3 separate regions of the Homo sapiens genome follow, and regions 1 and 3 are each linked to region 2. A link is an interaction called in ENCODE POLR2A ChIA-PET data of the cell type or tissue named here. Cell type or tissue: A673. All regions are shown on one strand.

The links. ChIA-PET counts read pairs that join two places held together with the same protein. Peaks named below come from ENCODE experiments on the same cell type or tissue, not always from the same donor. Only the 100,000 strongest peaks of a DNase experiment are listed, where the experiment ranks them.
Region 1: POLR2A ChIA-PET joins it to region 2 with 5 read pairs; 2 of 35 experiments call an interaction of 5 or more read pairs at or near these places.
Region 3: POLR2A ChIA-PET joins it to region 2 with 11 read pairs; 1 of 35 experiments calls an interaction of 5 or more read pairs at or near these places.

Annotation. Positions count from the first base shown.
Region 1 is chr2:176,729,014-176,733,013 of GRCh38, reverse strand. No RefSeq gene overlaps it. Among named protein-coding and RNA genes, the nearest start is that of LINC01117, 93 kb to the right of the region's middle. In A673, no CTCF peak of the experiment used is centred here; no DNase peak of the experiment used is centred here.
Region 2 is chr2:176,104,575-176,108,574 of GRCh38, reverse strand. It overlaps HOXD11 (homeobox D11), which reads right to left and starts at 1,295. Exons shown (of 2, transcript NM_021192.3): 1 at 439-1,295. The coding sequence starts at 1,219. RefSeq lists an enhancer at 3,439-4,000. In A673, no CTCF peak of the experiment used is centred here; DNase peaks (open chromatin) are centred at 44, 1,344, 1,744, 3,134 and 3 weaker places; H3K4me3 peaks cover 3,863 bases; H3K27ac peaks cover 3,955 bases.
Region 3 is chr2:175,453,353-175,457,352 of GRCh38, reverse strand. It overlaps LOC105373752 (a long non-coding RNA gene), which reads right to left and starts at 2,747. Exons shown (of 3, transcript XR_923596.2): 1 at 2,669-2,747. In A673, a CTCF peak has its summit at 1,964; a DNase peak (open chromatin) is centred at 2,242; H3K27me3 peaks cover 332 bases.

The sequences.
Region 1 (4,000 bases), 620 kb before region 2:
TATTCATTCACAGTTGTTTAAAGAGTCTGGCACTTCCTCTATTCTCTCTTGCTCCCTCTATTGCCATGTGCCTGCTCCCCTTTCACCTTCTGCCGTGATTGAAAGCCCCCTGAAGCCTCACCAGAGACAAGAAAGCACCATGCTTCTTGTACAGTCTGCAGAACCATGAGCCAAATAAACTTCTTTTCTTTACAAATTACCCAGTCTCAAGAATTCTTTTACAGCCATGCAAAATGGACTAACACAAATAGTAGCTCATTGGTCCTAGAACAAAATATAATCCCTTTTCTGTAAAGTTAAAGCCCATGCTAAACTGTGATTCTAGTTTGTCCTCACCTATAAAATTCTAGTCACCAACCTTTTTATTTGCCAGGCTTGCCTTGCCTAGAGCCTTTGTACATTCTCATCCCTTAGTCTGGAAAGCTTTCTCTCTTATCTTCATATGGCTCATTCGCTCTTTTCACTTAGATCTCGGCTTAAATATCACCACCCCAAAGAACCCCTTCTTGATATTCTAATCCAAGGAAGCCAATCAGTTACTTTCTGTCACATCACCATATTTTAATCCACTGCATAGTACTTTCCTTATCTGACATTTTCTTTCTTTTTTAGTATTAACTATTTTATAACTTAAAATGTAAAAAAAAAATACTTATAACCAAATACTGCTTATAACTGAGACTTCCATATTCTCTATTATAGTTTTGGTAAATATTTTGTCTGACTTTTAACCTAACTGCTATAGAGCTATGAATTCTAATGTTTATTTACTTGAGTGTTTTAGGTTGAATTATGTCCCCCCTGTCAAAAGAGATGTTGAAGTCCTAACCCTCAGCATTTCAGAATGTGACTTTATTTGAAAAGACGGTCATTGCAAATGTAATTAGTTAAGATGAGGTTGTGCTGGTGTAGTCTGGATATAACTGGTGTCTTTATAAGACAGCCGTGTGAAGACACAGAGACACAGGGATAAAACCCTGTGAAGACAGAGGATTGCAGCGATGCATCTACAAGCCAACTCTGCCAACATCTTGACTTTGGACTTCTGGCCTCCAGAACTGTGAGACAATAAATTTCTGTTGCTTTTAGCCACCTAGTTTGTAGTACTTTGTTATGGCAGTCCTAGGAAGTAAGCAGATGTGTTTAAAGGGAATAGATAAAACATACATGTTGATGATTTAGGTTCTTTCTAAGACAGAGTGGGACACAGCAATGAAATCAACTTTCTCTACTTTTGCAGTTTCTCTTCCTTTTGCAGGCTCTGCTCCAATAATGTGTGTAGTGATACCACAATGAGCCTGAGAGCCAATCCCAAAATTAAAGGTACTTTAGAATGTACCAGGGAATATGAGAAAATCAAATGCTCATTTTCCCCAGGACCTTCATTGTCATCGGTTGAATCAATCATTGAGTTGCATTTACAGCTATTATTCATAGCATGTCTGGTAGCATTAAGACCTTTCAGATCTTATTATCTTAGCTGATGTTGGTAGAATTACATTTACATTGATTTCTAAAAGACAGTGTGTTTGAGAGCATGCTTGGGTGGTGTTTACCAAATGGGATTGCCTAGTAAACATAGACAAAGAGTTAAGAATGCTACAGAGCTGATCAGATGACAAAGACAAATCTTATTTAAGAATAATTGGATTTATGTTACCCATAAATCTGAGTTGTATCTGTGAAATGCTCCCTCTTATGCAATAGATACATGGGTAGGGATAGAGTGAGAATAATATATCTCTCTCAAGATCATTACCTGACACTAGAGAATAGTTGTTGCTATTTTGTTTCCAATATTGAAACCCTGAGAAATGCCAGTGCATGATGATGGTGCCTCCTCTGCTCAACTTGCAGTGGGCATTTGGCAAATATTAAATCATGTTGTTTGGACAAAAGTCTTCGACAATGTGGAAAATAATCTATTTGTGTTCATTATTATATGATTTCATCTTTATATGAGTCGCCTTGACCTGGTCAAAACATTTTATTTGGTTGGAGATTTGACTAGGGATGGCACACATAATACACTCTCAGATCTGAGTGACTTCTGAATTACCCATGGCCAGATAACCTCTCTACAGAAGGCTGATGGAGTAGTGGCTAAAAGCCCAGGTGTTAGAGGCAGATACACCTAGGTTTGAGCCCTGGCTCTATTCCTACTAGCCACAGGCTTTTAGAAAATTATTTAACTTCTCTGCACTTCCAATTCTTTACCTGTAAATGGAAAAAATGATGACATGTGCTTTGCAGAGGTCTTGTGAGGATTAAGTGAGATCAGACAGGTAGAAATGTGAAATGGTTAACTTTATTTTAACTTGCTTAAATCTTCAAAGACCCTATTTCCAATGAAGGCTACATTTCTAAGAACTGGGATTAGGACTTCAATATACCATATATTTTCTTGTGGGGAGGGTCAGTGGTGGAGACACACAATTCAACTCATAAAAAGGCCTTGCCCCACTAGGTAGTCCCTGGGTGAAAAATTAATGAGGTTTTCTGTCCCTGTGCTAACATCAAAAGCCATGATTTAAAAACTAAGAGCCTTTCATCTCTACTCAAGCACAAACATACTGGACTGAGGACATTTGGTCAATTTCAGAGGAGAGCAAAGCTCATCAAGCTTCAGTACTAGGAGGCACTTCAGAGACTTCTATAAGTGACCTACCCACTTTACAGATGAGAAAACTGAGTCAGAGACATGATTTACCCAAACTTTCAGAGCTCATCAGGTTACAGACAAAAGTAGAACCCACATATCTTTACTTCCCTTTCATTATTCCATAGGTGTTGGGATTTCTTCACCTCAACATGTCTGTATAGACATAACCTTGAACATAGTCCCTAAGAAAATATTTCTCAGAGACACCAGTATATCCAATAAGCCTCTAAGCATAATAATCAGAACCAGTGGGTAAGGCATTCTAACAATCCCCAAATGTGTTTTTAACACTGTTATTGTTGTTTTAACATTGAATACATTTAGCCAGGAAATCCAAACTTGTTTCTGAAGCATTCCAACTGTTGTGTTTATACCCGGTTGCCACACAACATTTTCTCCTACTGTGTTTTAGTTGGCAAGAGCTGGAGGACAAGTTTTCATAGCCAAGTAGCCTCAGATAGGGAATCTTTCCAATCCCCAGAGACCTGGCACAGCCCCAGAATCAATAGTCACAGGAATAGGTGCCAGACTCATCCCATCCAGGGTTTTAGCTAGCCTTGGACCAACCCCTATTTAGACCCTGAAGCTGGATAGGAAGAACCAGCTGAAAAAATAGAGCTATACAAAGGTTATAGATAAATAAGTAAAAGTTACTTTTTTTTCCGTCAGAAAAAAAGGGGAATCCTGCACAGAATATATTAAATTCTTCATTTACCCTTGCTCCCACTACCAAAAAATTGCAAATGCAGCCATGTTGCCAATCTCTTGAATTAAATGTGGATAACTGCATTCAATATTTTACTATCATTACATACTTTTCAGAACACAGAATATGGAGTTCTGTCACCATCACAGGGAGTTGCCTACTTTCATTACACAATTTGGAGATTGTGAAATGAAAATATATATGATTTAAATGGCAATGTATAAATCTGGCATCTTTCTCCATAGGATATATCATTCATTCATTTAGCAAACTTTGAGCATACCGGCACAGTGCTATGCCCTGGGATTCTTAGATGAATAAATCTGGGTCCCAGACGTGCTTACAGATTGTAAAGGAAGACACTGTGTTCCACCTATGGTCCATTGTGACACTTGCTATTAAAAAGGCTTATCGGAGGCCGGGCTCAGTGGCTCATGCCTGTAATCCCAGCACTATGGGAGGCCAAGGCAGGTGGATTACCTGAAGTCAGGAGTTTGAGACCGGCCTGGCCAACATGGTGAAACCCCATCTCTACTAAAAATACAAAAATTAGCTGGGCGTAGTCACGGGCACCTGTAATCCCAGCTACTCAGGAGGCTGAGGCAGGAGAATCGCTTGAACCCAGGAGGCAG
Region 2 (4,000 bases):
GGGGCATCTGCTTGACTCCAGCGGCGCGCGTCAGCTAGCGGCTTGGATAAAGTCCAGTGCAAGGATCAAACTCCCCCCACTTCCCCACCCCCCGCCTCTCTCCCTTAAAAGCAGGAGGCTCCGGTGTATGCACTCACACTGGCTTGAAATCTCCCTCCCTCCCTCCCTCCATGGTATCTAGCAACCCCCTGCCCAAAACTGGGAAAAGGCTCTCGACAGCTATTAATGTCCTCCTCGAAGTCTACCTTAAGCCCACCTAAATTGGTTTCCTACCATAAACACACTTTACAACGGCCCAGGAAATCTTATAGGATGTATAAACCTCTTCGAATGCTTATAAAGTAGCACATAAAAAGGCGCAAGCAGAGGGAGGCCTCCGCCCCCCCCCCCTCCCCCGCGGCCCCCGGGCCCACCGCTTGCCCAGTACCCGGTGCCTACCTGCGCTGCTGCTCTTCTCGGCCCCCGCCTCTCCCGGGGGGCCCTCGCCGTCGCCACCGCTGCCTTCTGCTGCCCCCTTGGGCTCCGAGCCAGGGGTCGCCTTGGTGCAGGGACTGCCCCCGCCGCCACCAGCCCCGGTCCTGGGGTCGCCCTTGTCGGCTGCGCCCTCGGGCTGTGGCGGCGCGGGTGGCGGCGGGGGCTGCGGCCCGGCGAACGGGGGCCCGGGCGCTGCCTCGTAGAACTGGTCGAAGCCCTGTGGCAAGATGCCATTGCGGCCCACCGCGCTGTAGAAGTTGGAGGCGGCGCCCGCGGGGCCGTGCGGCGGCCCCGGCGCAGCGCACACCGGCTCAGGCGCCTTGAAGAGCACGTCCGGCCGGCGGCCCGCGGGCGGGAGAAGCTCGCGTTGCATGGCCGCCTCCTCGGCCGCCGCGGCCGCCGCAGCCGCCGCCGCCGCCGCCGCGTAGTAGGGAGCGTAGCCCCCCGCGCCGCCGCCGCCCCCGCCGGGGCCGCCCCCGCTGCTGCCGCCCCCCGCGCTGCCGCCGCCGCCGCCGCCGCGGTACGGCCACTTGGCGCGCTCCAGGCCGTAGTCGCGGAAGGCCACTTCGCGCACGGGCTGGACGTGCGGAGCCAGGTTGGAAGAGTAGGGGAAAGTCATCTGGCAGGACGACGGTTGGGAAAGGAACGAAGGCTTGCTAGCGAAGTCAGACGGGGCCACATAGTAGGCGCAGCCCGGCAGGTACATGCTGGCTGCGCTCTGGCCGCACTCGTCAAAGTCGTTCATGACTCCGCGGCGTGCGCGCCAGCGAGCCTCTGGCCGCTCCCCGCGCAGCCAACCTGAGCCATCGATTGCACAAGAGGCTTGGGCCAGGATCAACTAAGCAAAAATCCCCACCGGGCGCTGACGTGCAATTCATCTTGATTGATTCTGGTGGTAATTATGTCACGTGACGCCATGAAGAGAAATGTCCTTATATCTATATCAACGCTCGCCAACACGCCCCGGGACGGCTCCTGGCGCCGAGACGCGCGCGCTGGGGGCGGATCGGCTGCCCTCTGCCGCCAGCTCTCCCCGGGCGCTCCCTGACCAGGCTGCGCCTCAGGCCGGTCACCTGCGCGCCGCTGGCCGCTGTCACCGCTGGGCGCATCTGCCACCGCCCGAACGGGCCGCCCGCCCGCGTCCGCCCTCCCGCGCCGCTTTAAGTACGCGGACCGAGGCCGGCGGGGAGGAGGAAGGAGGGGGAAGAGGGGGAGGAAGGGGGAAGGGAGAGAAGCAGCGAGCAGAGGGGGGGAAGCCCCGGCTCCAGGCTCCCTAGAAGCTAGGAACTAGGTGTGAGGGTGTGAGGTTCCGAACCCCACCCCCCTTACTGCAGCCGCTCCCTCCCCCGCGACTCTGCCACCCTCTGCAGCTCACCCGCCTGGGAGCTTGTTGCTTCTTGTTCACCGGGCGGGAGTAATTTCGCCACTCTCCAGGGCGCAGGGAGCCCTGATTTACATATTTTTCTGCCCAGCGCGTTCAGAGTGGAGTGACTTGGCTCTTTCCGGTTCTGACCCCAAGGGTGCGAGTGCTGGCCTCGGAAAAACCCAGGCCATTCACCACCTAGGCACTCACCCAGGCCGGGGCCTTCGTGCCCACCCGGCTCTCTTCCCTTCTCTCTGGTTTCCCTCTCTGTTCTTGTCTCTCTTTCTCCTTGCCTCGTTTCTCTTCAGTCTTCTCCCTTCTCTCTCCTGTCTTCACTTCTCTCCTTCCTCTTCTTTTCCGCTTTCCTTCTTCCTTCCTCTTGCTTTCCTGTCTCCCTTCTCCTCTCTCTCTCTGTCCTCTCATCCTCTCCCCTCCTTTCCTCTAAGCTGTGTGTCACTGTCTCTGTCTCTCTCCCCGTTGCCTCTCTGCCTTCTCCTTCAGCACTGAAGCCAGGAGGGGGCTCAGCCCGTGGTCCCCAGCCTCCCTAGAATCTGGGGAGTCTGGTGAACAAAAGGATCTGGAGTCCTACTCTTAGGGTGCTTGGCTTCCCGCTGGCTCCCCACAAGAGACAACCCCCACACACTCGCACCTTCGTCCTCCTCACCCCTCTGCTTTCAGGCCTAGCCTGGGTGTCCGCCTTATACCTAGACCCTTCACTGCTTCGGAGCCCCGCCAAGGCCTGCGAATCCACGCCGCGTTTCCCCGAGGCTCTTCTGGTACCCTTGGGTCTGCATGGTCACTTCAGCCCCTCCCCCAAGATAGGTTGTCTCTCTAAGGGCTCTCAGCGGAGCCTGACTCCCTCCTGGAGCCCCTCTGTGTCACCTGGCTCTGAGGCAGACTCTTCGTGGGGCACCCCATCCACTCCCCCAAGGCCTCACTCTCCTCCCAGCCTGCCGCGACCCTCTCCTAGCCCATGGGTCCAGGCAAGGCCTGGGATCCCACCTCCGAGTGAGCAGACGCTTTTCAAAGGTAAACCGTCTCTTCCCAAACCCAAATCCCAGAACCGAGGGCAGGAGGCTGCCCCTTTCCCCAAGATTCCTCCGCCCAGGCAATCCCAGCGCTGGGGCCTGGGCCTCAGTCCTATACCCAGGGCAGGCGGCGCTGGCTGTGATGCTGGTTCCCTCCCTGGCCCGGGCTGCTGCAGTGCCGGTGCTGTGCGCTCTGCCCACCGTGCGGACAGACAGAGAAAAGGCGGGTGGTCTGAGCTAATATCTATTTTCTGGCTGATGTACCCCCCCTTCCTCTTTTTCTCCTCCCTCCCTTTCTCCCTTCCTCTCTCCTTCCTCCGCCCCTTCCCATGTCTTCTTCCCTCCCCCAACACTGCGCAAATAGGTCTGTGGCGACTGGAGGGCATCGAGCCTCCCCCAACTAGAACTGCCCATCTTGTGTGCTCCCTCCCCGCAGCTGGCACCCCCGCCCAGATTCCAGCTGACATTCTTCTCCTCAACCCAGACCCCCAGCACACTTATCTGCCTCCCCATCTCCATCCCAGGCCCAAGCCTCTCCCTTTCGGGCTCGTGGTCGACGCCCCTGGATCTCTCTCCTAAAATGGCTCCCTGGACGCTGCACACTGGCCCTGCGGTAGCTCAGGACCCAGGGCAGCTGCGAGGACTTCAACCCGGGTCTTTATGTGTCTGGGGATTCGCAAAATTCTCGCACCTTCTCTCTACTGGCGGCACGGGGTGGGGTGCAGGCAGCCCGGCGCCCCCAGTATGGAGCCTGCTGACCGCCGAAGAGGGAAAAGGGGAGGACGAACCATTCAAGTTCAACGACATGGCGACGGCAGCTCCGGCGGGAGCAGCGATTTGGCGGGGGAGGGTGAGCCATCTGCAGTGGCGCGCCGGTGCATAGGGGAAGGGGGCGGCCGGCCCCTTTCGGCTCCTTAGCGCGGACCCTTGCCCCCCGACCCACTCCACAACCCAGAGCGCTTTCATTCCAGTCCCAGCCCGCTTGGCTCTTTGGCCCCAGCTCCCTCCTAGTTCCTACCCCCATTCCCCAAACCCAGGGAAAACCGCAGCCTCCGGACCCGCGCGTCCCGCTCGAGAACCTACCGTGAAGACCCCGACTCTGTGGCCTTGTCCTTGCCTGCGCGGCCCCACCCGA
Region 3 (4,000 bases), 650 kb after region 2:
CCGATCTAGTGGTGTGATCTCACTGCAGCCTCGACCTCCTGGGCTCAGATGATTCTCCCACATCAGCCTCCTGAGTAGCTGGGACTACAGGCATGTGCCACCATGTCCACCTGGCTAATTTTTTGTATTTTTAGTAGAGATGGGATTTCGTCATGTTGCCCAGGCTGATCTTGAACTCATGGGCTCAAGCAATCCACCCACCTCAGCCTCCCAAAGTGTTGAGCCACTGCGCCTGGCTCCTCTAGTCAATAATAATTTAATTGTACATGTAAAAATAACTAAAAGAGCATAATTGAACTGTTCATAACATGAAGGATTAATTCTTGAGGGGATGGAGACCCAATTTCCCATGATGTGATTATTATGCATTGCATGCCTATACCAAAATATCTCACATATGCCACAAATACGTACACGTACTATGTACTCTAAAAAATTAACAATTAAAAAAAAGTGGAAAAAACAAATAAGCCCCCCAACCCCACAAAAAAAGCAACAAATCGGTGTTAGCTGGTACAATTTGAAAATCAGAGGCAAAAATAGAAGTAATACAGTACACATACTTAGAAATATAATTAGATCATGGAGCGTCTTAAATTTGGACATAAAAAATTTGGATCTTCTTTTTTTTTTCAACTTTTATTTTAAGTTCAGGGGTACATGTGCAGGATGTGCAGGTTTGATACCTAGGTAAAGGTGTACAGTGGTGGTCTGCTGCACAGATCAACCCATCACCTAGGTATTAAGCTCAGCATGCATTAGCTATTCTTCCTAATGCTCTCACTCCCCCAGTCCCCGCCACCAACAGGCTTCAGTGTGTGTTGTTCCCCTACCATGTGTCCATGTGTCCTTATCATTCAGCTCCCAATTATAAGTGAGAACATGCAGTGTTTGGTTTTCTGTTCCTGCATTAGTTTGCTGAGGATAATGGCTTCCAACTCCATTCATGTCCCTGCAAAGGACATGATCTCGTTAATTTTTATGGCTGCATAGTATTCCATGGTGTATATGTACCACATTTTCTTTATCCAGTCTGTCATTCATGGGCATTTAGGCTGATTCCACGTCTTTGCTGTTGTGAATAGTGCTGCAATGAACATACACATGCATGTATCTTTATCATAGAAAAATGTATATTTTGGGGGGTATATATCCAGTAATGGGATTGCTGGGTCAACTGGTATTTCTACCTCTAAGTTTCTTTCCATTAAGACAAATAAATATCTTCTTTCTATTAAGACAATGCAGGGCCAGGCACAGTGGCTCACACCTGTAATCCCAGCACTTTGGGAGGCTGAGGCGGGCGGATCACAAGGTCAGGAGATCAAGACCATCCTGGCTAACATGTGAAACCCCGTTTCTCCTGAAAATACAAAAAAAATTAGCTGGGCGTGGTGGCAGGCACCTGCAGTCCCAGCTACTCGGGAGGCTGAGGCAGGAGAATGGCATGAACCTGGGAGGTGGAGCTTGCAGTGAGCCGAGATCGCACCACTGCACTCCAGCCTGGGCAACAGAGCAAGACTCTGTCAAAAAAAAAAAAAAAGACAATGCAGAACATAAGTGCTTCTTAGAAAAGGCTATATGTAAAAAAAAAACCCAAGGCATATAAAAATAGCCACAAGTAGGTAAACTTTCTATACCATTGTTGAGGAAAATCTAAAAAATATGTGAAAATTTTTTTTTGAGGTTTGTGTTTCCAGGGACACAGATTCTAGATAAAAATTGGCCCATTATAATCCAATATCATTGAAACCGATTTCATTGCTCCCAAATAAAGAACATGTTTTCCCTTTTTGCCTTCTGTTTAAATTCCTCTTTCTCCTTGTGAAGCAGTTAATGTGCTGAAGCAAAGTGCTGAGCCCACCTCCAAACCTTTAAAATGTAGCTAATTACAAGATAGTCCAATTTAAACTTTACGACATTCTTGATACCAGAATGTATGGTGGTTCGTTTCTGTTAATCAGCAGAAGGGAGGCGGTGTGGTGCCAGGCGGCGGTTCTGGGAAGAGCACCAGGCTGCTCCAGGCAGGAAAGGGCTCTGAATCCCAGGTCTGCCTCCCACTGGCTCCAGAAGAGATCATTCCACCCCTTCTCAATCCACAGAATGAGGCAATTGCATTGGATTGTGTTCCATTTACCTTCACAAACATTCTCTGAACTAAACAAGAAACATCGTGAAACATGGGCAGTTAAACAGCATGTATTGAAAAAGGAACAAAATAATGTCTTTTGCAGCAACTTGGATGGAGCTGGAGGCCACTACTCTAAGTGAAGTAACTCAGCTGGAGGCCACTATTCTAAGTGAAGTAACTCAGCTGGAGGCCACTATTCTAAGTGAAGTAACTCAGGAATGGAAAACCAAATAAATGTCACTCACAAGTGGGATCTAAGCTATGAGAATGCAAAGGCATAAGAATGATATAATGGACTTTGGGGACTTAGAGGGTAGAGTAGGAAGAGGGTATGGGATAAAAGACTACATACTGGGTACAGTGTACACTGCTCAGGTGACCGGTCCACCAAAATCTCAGAAATCGCCACTAAAGAATTTATTCATGTAGCCCAATACCACTTGTTCCCCAAAAACTACTGAAATAAAAATACATAAACAAAAATGGAAGCATGTATTGAGAATGCATAAATGATACTCTATAGTGTCATTTACTTACAAGTTCACTTCTGTGATAACACATACAGGAGCAATGAATCCACTCAGTCAGACAAGGAGGCCAGAGATACAGATTACCTGAAGTAAGAAATGATTTTATTTTCAAACTAAAAGAATTATATTATATATTCTTCTTCTCAATCCTCAGCCTACAAATGGCATTTCAGGAAGTCAACAATAGAATGCATCCTATGTACCTGATTTTTGCATCTCCCAATTGTGTCCTATCAAATAATTTGATTTTAGCCCTGTAGTTAGATTATTAACTTTAGAGTGGCACAATCTGAAGCCAAAAACACTAGGAGAATTTAAAGAAGATATTTGGACTGACAGCAAAAAGTTTTAAATATTTTTTACATCTTTTAAAGTTTTTTTGTGTTTTATATTTGTTTTTGTTTGTTTGTTTTGAGATGGAGTCTCACTCTTTCACCCAGGCTGGAATGCAGTGGTGCAATCTCGGCTCACTGCAACCTCCACCTCCCGGGTTCAACTGATTCTCATGCCTCAGCCTCTCCAGTAGCTGGGGTTACAGGCATGCATCACCATGCCTGGCTAATTTTTGTATTTTTATTAGAGACAGTAGAGATAGAGTTTCACCATGTTGGCCAGGGTGGTCTTGAACTCCTGAACTCAGGTGATCTGCCCACCTCAGCTTCCCAAAGTGGTGGGATTGCTGGTGTGAGCCACCATGCCAGGCCTATATCTTTTAAGGTTGATTGATGTCTTTATAAACTTGAAGTTCGTAGGTCCTATCTAAAGATTCTTATCTGTATGGTAGAAACTTGCATGCTGCTACTTTAATTTCCTTCACCTTTATGTGTCTTTGAGAAATTTCATAATTCCATTAAAAAAAACTTAATATCTTATGCCCAGAAATTAATTTGTCTCCTGAAGATTTGAGGAGACAAAGCCAACTTCTCTCATAATAGAAGTTCATATTACAAGAAGTAGAGAAGGAGGGCACACAGCTCAAAGTAGAAGTATCTATGTCAGGATTGCCTCCGAACAAGCATATAATGAAGAAATCTTGTAAAAAATTATTAATGTGATTTTTCTCTGTTGCATCTCTGAGCTCATGATCTTCTCCCCCATCAGCTGGCAATATCCTTGTATCTAAGGTGAGAACAGGGTAGGTACAAAGGAATGCAAGGAAAAAAAAATTACATATCTGACATTCAACATACGATTTTGTAGCAAGACAACAGTCATGCAACCCAGATTATTACCTTGACATAGGGTTTCCTACATTTCTTTATTTCTTCCATTTTAACATAACCAGAAGCAAGGATGGAGAATGAAGATCACTGAGTTCTCCTGTCATACAAAGAAAATA